Regions from separate parts of the Homo sapiens genome. Here region 2 is linked to region 1. A link is an interaction called in ENCODE POLR2A ChIA-PET data of the cell type or tissue named here. Cell type or tissue: MCF 10A. All regions are shown on one strand. Links, peaks and the distances in the headings refer to the core of each region. The heading gives the core; the rest is flanking DNA.

Evidence for each region. ChIA-PET counts read pairs that join two places held together with the same protein. Peaks named below come from ENCODE experiments on the same cell type or tissue, not always from the same donor. Only the 100,000 strongest peaks of a DNase experiment are listed, where the experiment ranks them.
Region 2: POLR2A ChIA-PET joins it to region 1 with 6 read pairs; 3 of 35 experiments call an interaction of 5 or more read pairs at or near these places.

Annotation. Positions count from the first base shown.
Region 1 is chr2:27,704,410-27,712,697 of GRCh38, forward strand. It overlaps LINC01460 (long intergenic non-protein coding RNA 1460), which reads right to left. Exons shown (of 2, transcript NR_135200.1): 2 at 1,377-4,087. Among named protein-coding and RNA genes, the nearest start is that of LINC01460, 7.2 kb to the right of the region's middle. In MCF 10A, for the core only: no CTCF peak of the experiment used is centred there; DNase peaks (open chromatin) are centred at 2,052 and 3,659.
Region 2 is chr2:28,082,714-28,086,713 of GRCh38, forward strand. All of the region lies in intron 6 of BABAM2 (BRISC and BRCA1 A complex member 2), which reads left to right. Among named protein-coding and RNA genes, the nearest start is that of MIR4263, 88 kb to the left of the region's middle. In MCF 10A, for the core only: no CTCF peak of the experiment used is centred there; no DNase peak of the experiment used is centred there.

The DNA of each region.
Region 1 (8,288 bases), core at 1,828-5,827:
AGGGTGGCTAACACCTGTAATCCCAGCATTTTGGGAGGCTGGGGCAGGTGGATCGCCTGAGGTCAGGAGTTCGAGACCAGCCTGGCCAATATGGTGAAACCCCGTCTCTACAAAAAATACAAAAATTAGCCAGGCATGGTGACCCCTGCCTGTAGTCCCAGCTACTCAGGCTGAAGCAGGAGAATCACTTGAACCCAGGAAGTGGAGGTTGCAGTGAGCCCAGATTGCATCATTGCACTCCAGCCTGGGCATTGCAGCGAAACTCCATCTCAAAAAACAAAAACAAAAACAAAAAAAACCTGAGGCTAGACACATGAAGTGACTTGCTCAAAGGCACACCGAGTTTGTGGTGGAACTACATCTAGATGTGAGTTTCTTTCATTTCTGTTCCTTTGCTTAGTCCTTCTAGTTTTCAATTGTTTATGTCTGTAAGCTTAGTGAGTTTTTAAGAGCAAGGACTATATCTGATTCATCTTTATATCCCTGAATGGTGCCCCTTAATCTTTAGGGCTATGGCTGGGTGTGTTGTATAACACCTTCTCCAGAGTTAGAGTCCATGATCTATCTCTTATCCTCCATGATTCAATAATTTTGTGATTTTGAGGCACGGCCCTAACAAAGACAGTGGTGGCTATGAGTGATCCTACTGGCTGAGCATTTCAACAAGGGCAGCCACTTGGCTGCATCCTTCGTAATACAGAGAGGTTGTGAGACAGTTTTCCAAAGTATACACGAGTGTCCCTGGTGTCACGAGAGTCGACTTTAGGGGATGAGGATGAAAATGTTTAATTTTAGTAGCTACACATATAAATACATATAAACAGTATAAATGTAATATGTCACATTACATATACATATTAAAATATATATGTACATTTTAATATATATGTACACATATATACACACATATGTATTGCAGCTTAGAATGAAGTTAACTTTTTTATGTCAACAGATTTTAGGGTACAGGTAAGTATTTGGTTACATGGGTAAATTTTTTTTTTTAAGAGAGATGGGGTCTCAATATATTGCCCAAGCTGGCCTTGAACTCCTGGGCTTGAGAACCACCCACCTTAGCCTCCCAAAGTGCTGGGATTACAGGTGTGAGCCACCACACCCGTCACATGGGTAAGTTCTTTAGTGGTGATTTCTAAAGAGATTTTAGTGTACCCATCACCTGAGCAGTGTACACTGTACCCAATACTTAGTCTTTTATCCTTCACCATCCTCCCAACCTTCCCCAGCCGAGTCCCCAAAGTCCACTATATAAATCATGCCTTTGCGTCCTCATGGCTTAGCTCCTACTTATAAGTGAGAACATACAATGTTTCGTTTTCCATTCCTGAGTTACTTAACTTAGAATAATGGGCAGAATGAGGTTAACTTTTAAATTGTGTTTATTTAAGAAAAATATTATGTAAATAATAGTATGGTGGTATGCCACAAGGCAGAAAGCCTGAAACAGATATACCAATGACAAGTTCAAGGAACTGTGGTGAGGTGGGAAAATGTAACAAAACTCATTAGTCACAAACCTCACTTCAAGTCTGGCTCTGTCACACTTAAGTCATGTAACCCTGATTAAACTGCTGACCTTAAATGAGGCTGTTTCCTCATCTGTGAAGTTGAAAAAGAACTCCTACCCTCCTAAACTCACATTAAAATATGTAGAAACATGCTGAAGCCCGGAACACACCGTGCAAATAGCCCGTGGGGCTGATATCCCAATTTCCTCTTTTACCAAGGTCTATCCAGGGCTTCCTCTTCACCACCCCAGGAAGTGCCTCACAACTAGCCCCTATTTCCCAGGATCCCAAGGACCAAGTTCTATTCAGTTTGTTGTCCACACCTGGGTCTGCCATTCTGAGGGTGGGGAGGTGGGAGGGGCTGGAGAAATCCTGGAATCAGTCTGGGAACAAGTCCCAACACATGTCACTGTTTGCTTTGTCATCCTGATTCAATGACCTCATACAAGGAAGGGAGGGAGCAGAAGGAGCTGTTCCCTTCCAGATACCTAAGGAGGCTTCTGACATCTACTGTTTTCCTTGGCACGAGAAGGGCAGGAGCTGGGCTGTGATTTTTAAGGTCTGAGCTAATCTTGGAAGTGGTGAACAGCACCTCCCACAGCTGGCCAGACTGCTGCTTGGGGAACTGCCTTGAGCAAAGGGGCAGAGGGAGTTGGAATGGGCATCAGAACCCAGGCTGCTGCCCCTGCTCCTTGAAAGGGCTTCAGAACACACTGCCCTATCCATCCCCAGGATCTCACCAATCTTAGTACTAAGAATGCTAAGAATGGGCATGTCGCCCAGTTAGGGAGAAAAAGCCTGAAGCTAGGACAGCTCCTTTTTTTTTTTTTGAGAAAGAGTCTCGCTCTGTTGCCCAGGATTGAGTGCAGTGGAGTGATTTTGGCTCACTGCAATCTCCACCTCCTGGTTCAAGGGATTCTCATGCCTCAGCCTCCCGAGTAGCTGGGATTACAGGCGCCCGCCACCATGCCTGGCTAATTTTTGTATTTTTAGTAGAGACAGGGTTTCACCATGTTGGCCAGACTGGTCTTAAACTCCTGACCTCAGGTGATCTGCTTGCCTTGGCCTCCCAAAGTGCTGGGATTACAGGTGTGAGCCACTGTATCTGGCCTAGGACAGCTCTTGAATGGATTCTTAGCCTGGCCCCTCATGGGACATTCAACTGGGGTTGACAGAAGCTTCATTGACCCCAGGGTCAGAGAGTGTAATCGTCCTCACGGACTTATACATATAATGCATACTTTTTGAGCACCTACTATGTACCAGGCCTTTTGGGGAAATGAGCCAGCCATGTTGTATCAAAAGGCTAGATAGGACCTTAGAGTCACCTTTTTACCACCAGGAGTCCTTGTGTCATCCTTATCCCACTCCCTCTACCATCCTGGACATAATTAACGTTTAAATAAATTATTTTTGTTGGCCAAAAAAATTGAATTTAGCAAGTATTCATTTACAAGTTTTTGGTAATCACATATTTACATATCTGCAAATAAATTATGATCAAATAACACAAGATAATAGCTAACATTAGTACACTGAGTTAATATCCAGTCAAAAAAAAGCAAAGAAATTCAGCATTTTAGCTATCCTGTTTATTCTGGTTGGGCTTTTTTAAATTTAAAAAGTAGCTGGCCGACTACGTGGGGAATCAGTTCAAGGTTTTAGAAGTGGTGACGTAACCGCTGGGTTTTGAAGGAGAAGAGTTCACAAGCAGATAGAGAGGATGTTGCAGGCAGAGGAGGCAGAATGGTCCAGGTGCTAGTCCTGACACCACCATCCCCAGGTTGATCAGTTGAATCAGGCTGTAGCTTGAACTCAATGGGTAGGAGCCAGAGTTTGGAATGGAACTAATGATGGTGGAGGTGAGAATCAGAAAGTGTATGGTTGAATGTTCTAGTCTTTCCATATCATAGTACTGGAGAAATCGAGGCAGGAAATCCCACTGAAATCCTTTTGGTTCCCAAGGCAGGAGAATAAAAAAACACAGCAAAGGATAAGCCAAAATTCTGCCCCAGAACTGGCCTGGAACCTGTCTCCCACCCTGGCTGCCCCGCCCTTCAGCTCCAAGAGCAAACCATTTATTTTCTATGATTTTTAAAAATTGGCTCATCTCATAAATGTTCCAGAGTCGGAACAAGCTGTGCCATGGCGAAACAAAAACTGCTGAACAAATAAACAAGGCAGGCTGTGAGGCTGGGGAAAGTGCTAGATGTGGGCCCCCAACCAGGTCCATGGGTTTTGGCAAGTCTGTTGAGTCTGGGCCTCTGTTTCTTCCTCTCTAATCGGAGGGGTGGGAGAATGGGATTTTTGGGGTCCCTTCCAGTTCTGTGATCTAAACAAGTTGCACAGAGAGGGGAAGAATGTAGAGCTGCCAGTTCAGAAGCCTCCTTCCCTTCCACTGCATGGTGAGGCTAAGAGCTGGGAGCGGAGTACATCTCCTCGTAGGCAAACATTGAAACCAGACATCAGCCATTTGCTTGTTCACTCATCTGACACTGAGTATCCAGTGCTGGGTGCTCTGCTGCCCCTTCCGTCAAGGAACACACACGGAATTATGAGGTGGTCTAGCAAAGGAGAGAAGGGACGGACAGTTCCTTGCATACACCGAGCCCTTGCCCACCCCGGGGCCTTTGTTCCTGCTGTTCCACCACCTACATTGTCAGCCTCTCCCTCCTTCTTGTTCTTCAGGGTCAGCTTAAATGTTATTTCCTTGGAAGGCTTTCCCTGACCACCCTGTATAGGGCAGGGCCGCCCCCCACCCCCATCTCTCCCCATCTCTACCGCCACACTCCATTCCCCTCACAGAATTTATACTGTTTGGAATTATGCCTGCCTGCTTATTTAGTCATTTATTTTCCATCTTCTGACTAGAAGATAAGCTACGTGAGAGTAAGAATTCTGTTGGTATTTATCACTTCTGGGCAATTGGCAGCATATACTTGGAGAGTATGTGAATAATTTTTTGGCAGGTGCCAGGGTTTTTACATAGACTACCTCATTTAAGTCTCCTTAACATCCCTAAGAGAGAGACACTGTATTATTATCTTCCTTTTAGGGTGAGGAGACAGAAGCCTGGGGATGAAATATCTTACAGTTGGGAGCCTGGATTTGAACCTGTGTCTAAGTCAGGGCTCTTTCTACTTCGCCATGGTGTGGGGGCAGAGGACGCCAGGCTCTGGGCATGGCGCTTTGGCTCTGTTTTTCTTTTTTACTTTTTACTTTGAAATAATGTTAATTTACTGAAAAACTGCAAGTCTGGCGCATAGAACTCCTTCACTCAGGTTCACCAAATGTTAAACTTTGCTACATTTTAATATTCTCTCTGAGTGTGTACATACCTGTTTATACTTATTTTCTTTTGTTGAACCTTTTGAGAGTAAGTTGCAGACACTATTCCTTTTACCCTTAAATACTTTCCCAAGAACACAGACATTCTATTACATAATCAGGGAATTTAACATAGATATAATAGTTATTTTATTTTATTTTTAGAGACAGGGTCTTGCTTTGTCACCCAGGCAGGAGTGTAGCAGTGTGATCATAGCTCACTGTGGCCTCAAACTCCTCCTGGGCAATCAAGCAATTCTCCTGCCTCAGCCTGCCGAGTAGCTGGAACTGTAGGTGCACACCACCGTGCCTGGCTAATTTAAAAAATTTTTTTTGTGGAGACAGGGTCATGCTTTATTGCCCAGGCTGGTCTCAAACTCCTGGCTTCAAGCAATCCACCCACCTTGACCTCCCAAAGTGCTGGGATTACAAGACTGAACTCTGTTTAAAACTATTTTTTAATATGTACTCAATATTAAACTTTATTGAATTCTCCAAATAATGTCCTTAATAGAGATTTGTTTCTCGCCCAGAATCCAATCCAGATCATACATTCCACATAGTCACTGTGTTTCTTTAATTTTTAATTTAGAAGAGTTCCTCAGCCTTTCTTTGTCTTTCATGATATTGATATTTTTCAAGAGTATAGGCCAGTTGTTTTATAGAATGCCCTTCAATTTGGGCTAGTCTGATGTGTGCTGATAATTAGACCCAGGTTAAGCATTTGCTGGCAGGAATCTCACAGAAGTGATGCCGGGGCCTCAGTACATCATATCAGGAGCCACGTGATGTCTGTTTGTCCCAGGCCTGGTGATGTTAACTTTGATCTCATGTTTAAGGAGATACTTGCCAAGTTTCTCCACTGAAAAGTTATTATTTTTTCCTTTTGTAATTAATAAGTAATTGGGGGAGAGGGTAAATATTTAAGCCTATGACTATCTTGTCCATATCAAACTTGCATCCTTTGATGATTCTTGACTGGATCAATTATTACTATGACAGTTGCAAAATAGAGTTTTTGTTTTGTTTTGTTTTTATAGAGAGAGAGGACCTCACTCTGTTGCTCGGGCTGGAGTGGCGCGATCATAGCTCACTGTAACCTCAAAACTCCTGGGCCCAAATGATCCTCCCGCCTCATCCTCCCAAAGCGCTGGGATTATAAGTGTAAGCCACCACACCTGGCCCTAAATCAAGATCTTGGTTCTGATTTTCAGGCTGGTATCTCTATTCCAAGATGATAGGGTGGAATGGAAGGGTGGATGGAGCAGGAGATCTAATTATGCACAATTTGTTTCTCAAATGGCTATTGAGGTGGAAGGTGACTGCTATTGACTTTCTGACCTTACTTACTAAGTAAAAATCTGGAGAATCAGATGGGATTTTACATGATAAAAGGTATTAATTCCTAATGGAATGATTTCCATTTACCTACCCAGCACTTACTAAATCTCAAACATCACATCAGCCATTTAGCGCACATGATTTTACTCAGTCCTCATAACAACTCTATGAGAGCGTATTGTCTCCAATTTATAGATGAGGAAACTAAGACTCAGAAAGGTTAAGGCACGCGCCTAAAGTCACACAGCTGGGAAGTGTAAGACTCAATTCAAATCAAGATCTGCTGGGTTCCAAAGCGCTTTCACTGTTTTCAGTGGGAAGGAGCTCTGGGTGGCAGTCAGCCTTGATGCACATTCCAGGCAATGCCAGTTTTCAACTATTCATCAGCTTAGAAATGAGGTATGCTCCAAAAGTGGATGTTAAACCTGGGTGTCCGAGTCTTGCAAAAGGCTGGTGAGGTCCTCAGTATAGTTATCTATGGCACCAGCCAGGTGGTCCTTAACTTATAGATAACTCTGCTATGTGAGCAGCGCCCTGGCTGGGAGATCCTCTTGGGTCACCCTGCTGTTGACTCCTTCAGCTCAGGTGGCAGAGCCATCCCCAGACATTGACTCATCAGATCCCCTTGCCCAGTATTGCTACATCTCCTGTGCTTAGAAAGGCAGGAAACTGAACTCTGGTATTTTAGAAAGCCTCTCAACAATAACCTTGATTAAAAGGGGATTTTCCAGTTAACGCTGGAGAATTTCAGTTAACCAAAGAGTTATTGTATTCTAGTTCTCTGAAATGTAGTAATCCACATACAGTGTGTATTTATGGTAATTCTCATTCACCAGAAAATTCAATTAAACAGGATTTCCCCACCATTTAGAATAAGCCACAGAACCACAGAATTACCAAGTTAAAAAAAAAAAGGCCTTGGGGATCATTTAATGGGATCCTTCATTGTACAGATGAGGAAACTGAGGTCCCAGAGAAAGGATATAACTTATTGAAGATTATTTAGCTCATTACTGGTATAACCAGAACTAGAAACTCCCAATCCAAACTGCTTTCTGCCACCTAAGAATTATTACAAAGCAGGAAATCTTTATATCCAGGGTTACCTGCAGGCTGAACTTAGCCTGCAGCAGTATTTTGTTTGGTTTGCACAGTATTTTAGAAGTTGAGAAATTTAATCTAAAATCCAAATTTGGTATTTATTTAAAAAAAAAATTGGAAACTCTGAACACACCGGGCCTGATATCCATAAAGGGGGCCTAAGTAGTAACAACTGCTCTAGACTGGGGACCTGGGGTCTAGACGCCACGTCCTGCCACTCCCTATCATTGTGCACCTGCCTTGCCTCACCCATGTCATGACCTGCCTGGCCCCTGCAGGCATTGGAATTTGGGCTCTCTGCTTCTGGGTGAAGGGCACTCCTCGGTTAATTTAAAAGAGCTCAAGTGAGCCAGATTGAAAAATAGTGGAGACCATGAGGAATCAGAAGCACTTGTGTTAAGTGCCAGGTTGTAGCACCGGGGTCCCAGCTGGCCCTGAGCAAGCTCAGATCAGGGGCTGGGAAAGACCTCTAGGAGCTTCTCATTTGGGTAAAAAATGTGAAAAGTTAAATAACCATAGGAGGCATGTCACTTGGCAAGATTGGAGGAATTGGCAGAGTGAATGGAACAGGCAAGATGTGCTAACGCTGCTCAAAGGGTCTATGTTCAAAGGAAGTCTCTAATGGAGGTGGGTCTTGGTTCAGATGTCAACCCATTTTAGAGGATGGAGAGACTATGGGCAGAGAAAACAGCCACGAAGCTACTGGGAACGTTGGAGCTGAGGGCTAGCAATAGATGACTACAGATGGGAAAAGGAAGGAAGAGTTGGATACCAGAGCAAGACCCCAAGGGAGGCATGCACAGGGTTTGGTGCCTACATGCAGGTAGAAGAGGAAAGGAGAAGAGTCAAAGTTGATGAAAGCTTTGTGCCTGGGTGAGAATGGTCATGTACCAAACAGAAAAGGGAAACCAGCTGGGAAAGCTGCTTTGTGGGAAGATGAGGAACTCATTTTTAGATATGTTGAGTTTGAGATGACAACAGGGCTTAAGTTTAGAG
Region 2 (4,000 bases), core at 1-4,000, 380 kb after region 1:
ATTAATTCATTCAACTTAATAGTAACCAGAAATAGTGTTCTTTCATCTGGAGTTGTAATTCCCTCACTTGTAAGTAATTTTTCTGCTGCCTCTTGTCTTTACTGAAAATTGATTCTGTTCGTTGCTGTGGAGGCCTCACCTTTCTCACTTCTCCTGATATACTGTGAAAATATTAAAACCTAATAATTTGTCCACATGCACCACTCTTTTCAGTAATCATTGCTGACTCTGTCAACCCTAGACTCATTCCCACTTTGCTAGACAACCTCAGTACCTGGGTCTTATCTTCTCTCCATCCTCTGCCATCATCCTCCCCAATTCTGGCACGTAAAATGATGATCCATTCATCCTTCTTCAGCCTGTTAGAGTCTTTCCAGCTCCATTTCTGCTCCCCACCTTTCCTTTTTGCTGCACCTTGTACTTCATCATCACTGCTCTGTTTCTAAAATATCAGTACTCTCTTTCTCTGCTTACCACGTCCTGAACTGCTGCTTCTTCCACTCCTCCACATCTGTGGAGCTAGATCTGTGCCTTCAGTCATTCACTCTTAGACTCTGCTGATTGCATGCTTAGCCTTGTCTCAAAGACCTACTACTTCAGTACCACCTCCTCAACCCTCCTAATCACGTTCTTTGTCCACTGTGATAGTCACTGCATGCTTTCCCGCTTTTTGCAATCTGCTGTTGGAACATTTTAGAAGCAATCTGAGAACCGTACTGATTTGGCCCACTACAAATTTGTGATTCTAATTTTATTTTGGGCCCTTTGTATGGCTTAACAGTAGTTATCAATTCTTCAGCACATTTGTTTTAATAACTATTAAATATTTCCTATTTTCTAGTCTCCTTATGCTTCCAGTCCTAACCAGCCCTCCCTTCCTCTTGGGACATGATCTTGCCTCTTATTTTTACTGAACCGATTGATGTTATTGCTGCTGTGTATGTACTATCATTGTCCCTGGGAGATTGATGAATAAAACATTACCTAGCAGTGTTTGTGTTCCTGAGGTCTGATTTGGCCTGTGGGTAACTAGATACTGACTCTTATCTTTGTCCCAGCGAGTGGCCATCTTTGATATAGATGATGTTTCTTTACTTGTGTATCTATATATTTGGTCATTTCGTGATCTGTATTTATTGAGCACAGTGACCTGTGTTAAGTAGGTAGTAAGGACAATTAGAAAGAGAATAAAACACATAGCCCCCCTTCCCTTTCTGTGAATTAATAATGAAGACAAACCTACCTAATTTTAGTAACATTTTGTTATTATACACTTGGTTCTAACCATGAATTTGGTTACCTTAAAGGTGTCCTGCCCTCTCTTGTGATGCACAGCAGAGTAAGATGCGCTTGACGGGTAGCGTGGCTGTCTTTTCCTTCTCACTCCAGGGTTATGATAGTTCCTGTTGTACACATGGATGATAGAGACACAGCGGCAACCATACAGGATTTTTATACTTGTACTAAGGACTTGGAGAGGGTCTAAAGGTAGGAAAGTAGTAGGAACTACCAAGTTGATTAGAATAACAGGCCTGGAAAGGCCTCTGAAGAGTGCGTTAAGAGAGAAATCATAGCTGGCCTTGGAAGGGAGAGGTGTCGTTTGGTGAGGCAGTGTGCATAGGATACCTCAGGGATGTGAGTGGTAAAGGCAGATAGGGCATTTTTCCAGAAGAAAATATGAATGTCAGTTATTATAGAAGTGTATAGATAGAATTTGCTCACCACTTTGTGTGTGTGTATGGAGTTGTGTTTGAAAGCAGAACTTGGATGGAATCTATGGATCAATTACTTTCCTCTTTTCTAGGGTTATGGGTATTGAGGGAGGCCAGGGGCATTGGAAGAAAAAAAATGTGTGTCATTCAAGTACCCTTGGGTGTCTTCATTTTGGGTAGTTTCCTGAAGAGATAGTGTTGATGCCTTTTGTGCTGTTAGCATTGTCATCTGTTGCTGGAAAGGGTAATCCTGGAGCTTTGATCCATGGAATGAATCCAGGGAGCCAAGTGTAGACTCTGACCGTTCTACACAGTAGTTTAGGGGCCATGAGACGTGAAAACTTGGCCTGAGGAGCCCTTCTGCCTTCTCATAGTCTATTAAGAAACCATGAAAAAGAGAGGAACTTAACGTAACCTTAACTGTCTACATTTTTGACACTTTGCCAGACCTGTGTGATTTATTTTAAAAGATAGAATGTGTATTCAGGCACTCCCAGCGTCATTTTACTTAGTGAAGTATTAGAAGTCAACAAAATTAACTTCTTTATTTGGGTTTTAAAAAAACGGAAAGAAGACAGCTCTTACAGAATGAAGGGTAACAGTACTAGAAACAATAAAAGGAAAACATTACCATCCAGTTTTATACTTTTTAACTTCTCTATTTTGTGTATTTTCTAACTTGAATACAGCTTTAAAATGCCATTTTTAGTTAGACATGGCATAGGAAATGTTTTAAATAACAAATTTCAGTTGGGGATGAATAGAACATTACTTGTATTGTGTTAACAAATACATAAATGTAAATTGTTTTAAGGTGCATATTAAGCTTTATTAAACAAAGAGATAAATATTTTGTCTCTGTTAATGTTTTACTCAAGTAACAGTAAATCTTTTAAGTCCACCAAAACATGAAGGCATTGCACAATGAATGGTACATTATAAATGTATTCTGCAGGAATGATTTATGCATCTGACTTCTATGGCACTGAATTTCAAAACCTCATAAAGAAGTCATTTTAGAGAAATGTCATGCTGACCTGTGTAGACGGAGACGTAAAATTTGCCTATGTGGTCAACTTCATATTAACTTGATGTTCAGAGTTACAGAAATATTTGAATACTTATATATTTTAGATGATAAATGCTTGTCAAAGTAATGAATATTTAACATATTACTTGACTTATAGACTAATGACCTCTCTAAAATTTAAGATTTTTAGCCATACATGATTCAGTTTATTTCTCGTGTGTCATGCAATTGATTCTTCTTGTTGTGCTACCCATAAAAACTTTAGTGTTTCTAGGGTATTGCCTCAGGATCATCATACACTACTTGTAATTATTTGAAAAATTCATACCAAAGCATTTTAATATATGGCAGTTTTAATATTTTGGCATCTCCTACACATTGACTTATCAGAGAAGATTATGTCTTTATTTTACTTTAAATGAAGTACTGTTTTCAGAGATGATTTCCTTAAATCCATCTGCACTGAAAAAATGTAATTAATCTGACATTTTGTAAAGGTTTCATTGAATTATATTCTTGTCTTATGCTGTACAGGGATAAGTACTTACACATTTTCAGCTAAGATTAGCTTTAGGATGTGTTAAGGAAAAAAGATAACAGTACATATTTTATGATCAATATATTTTAATTAGTCAATTTTCAAATGAACTTGTCCGTCTGTAATTTGTAGACAGGATATGCCCAAGTGCAGAAAAAATAGAATTTAAAGCTTAGACAAATAGATGGAAGAATTTGAATCTATCTGTTAAAATCTCATAGCCAAGAATATGCTGATTTGTATATGACCCAGTGTACTAACACATTTACACAACTTCCAAGTACAGAGAAAATTTACCTTGAGCTTTAAAATATAAATAATTTGTCTTTGAGTTCGTAGAACAGTCTTTTTTTCTTCCTAATTAATTTTATTTTATTACTTGTTTATTCACCACAATGAATTAATTTAGACCTCAACGTAAACATGCTCCCATCTTGGGGGCATTTACAGTTTTACTTTACAGATGGACAAGTTTATGCATACATACCTGTTCAATGCATGTGAATACCTGTTTGAGGGCTGAAAAAAGTTTTTTTGCGTCTAACCTAGCAAATAGTAACTTTTGTGAGCTGATAGAGGTCTTCTTTTGCCTGAAGGAAGGAGAATATTGAAATATGTTTTCAAGGGCCTTATCTATTTTTCTAGTCTTATGATTCTTTTATTTAACTACTGTAAAACTGTACTTAGACAGAAATAACAATGTAAGAACTTATTTAAGAT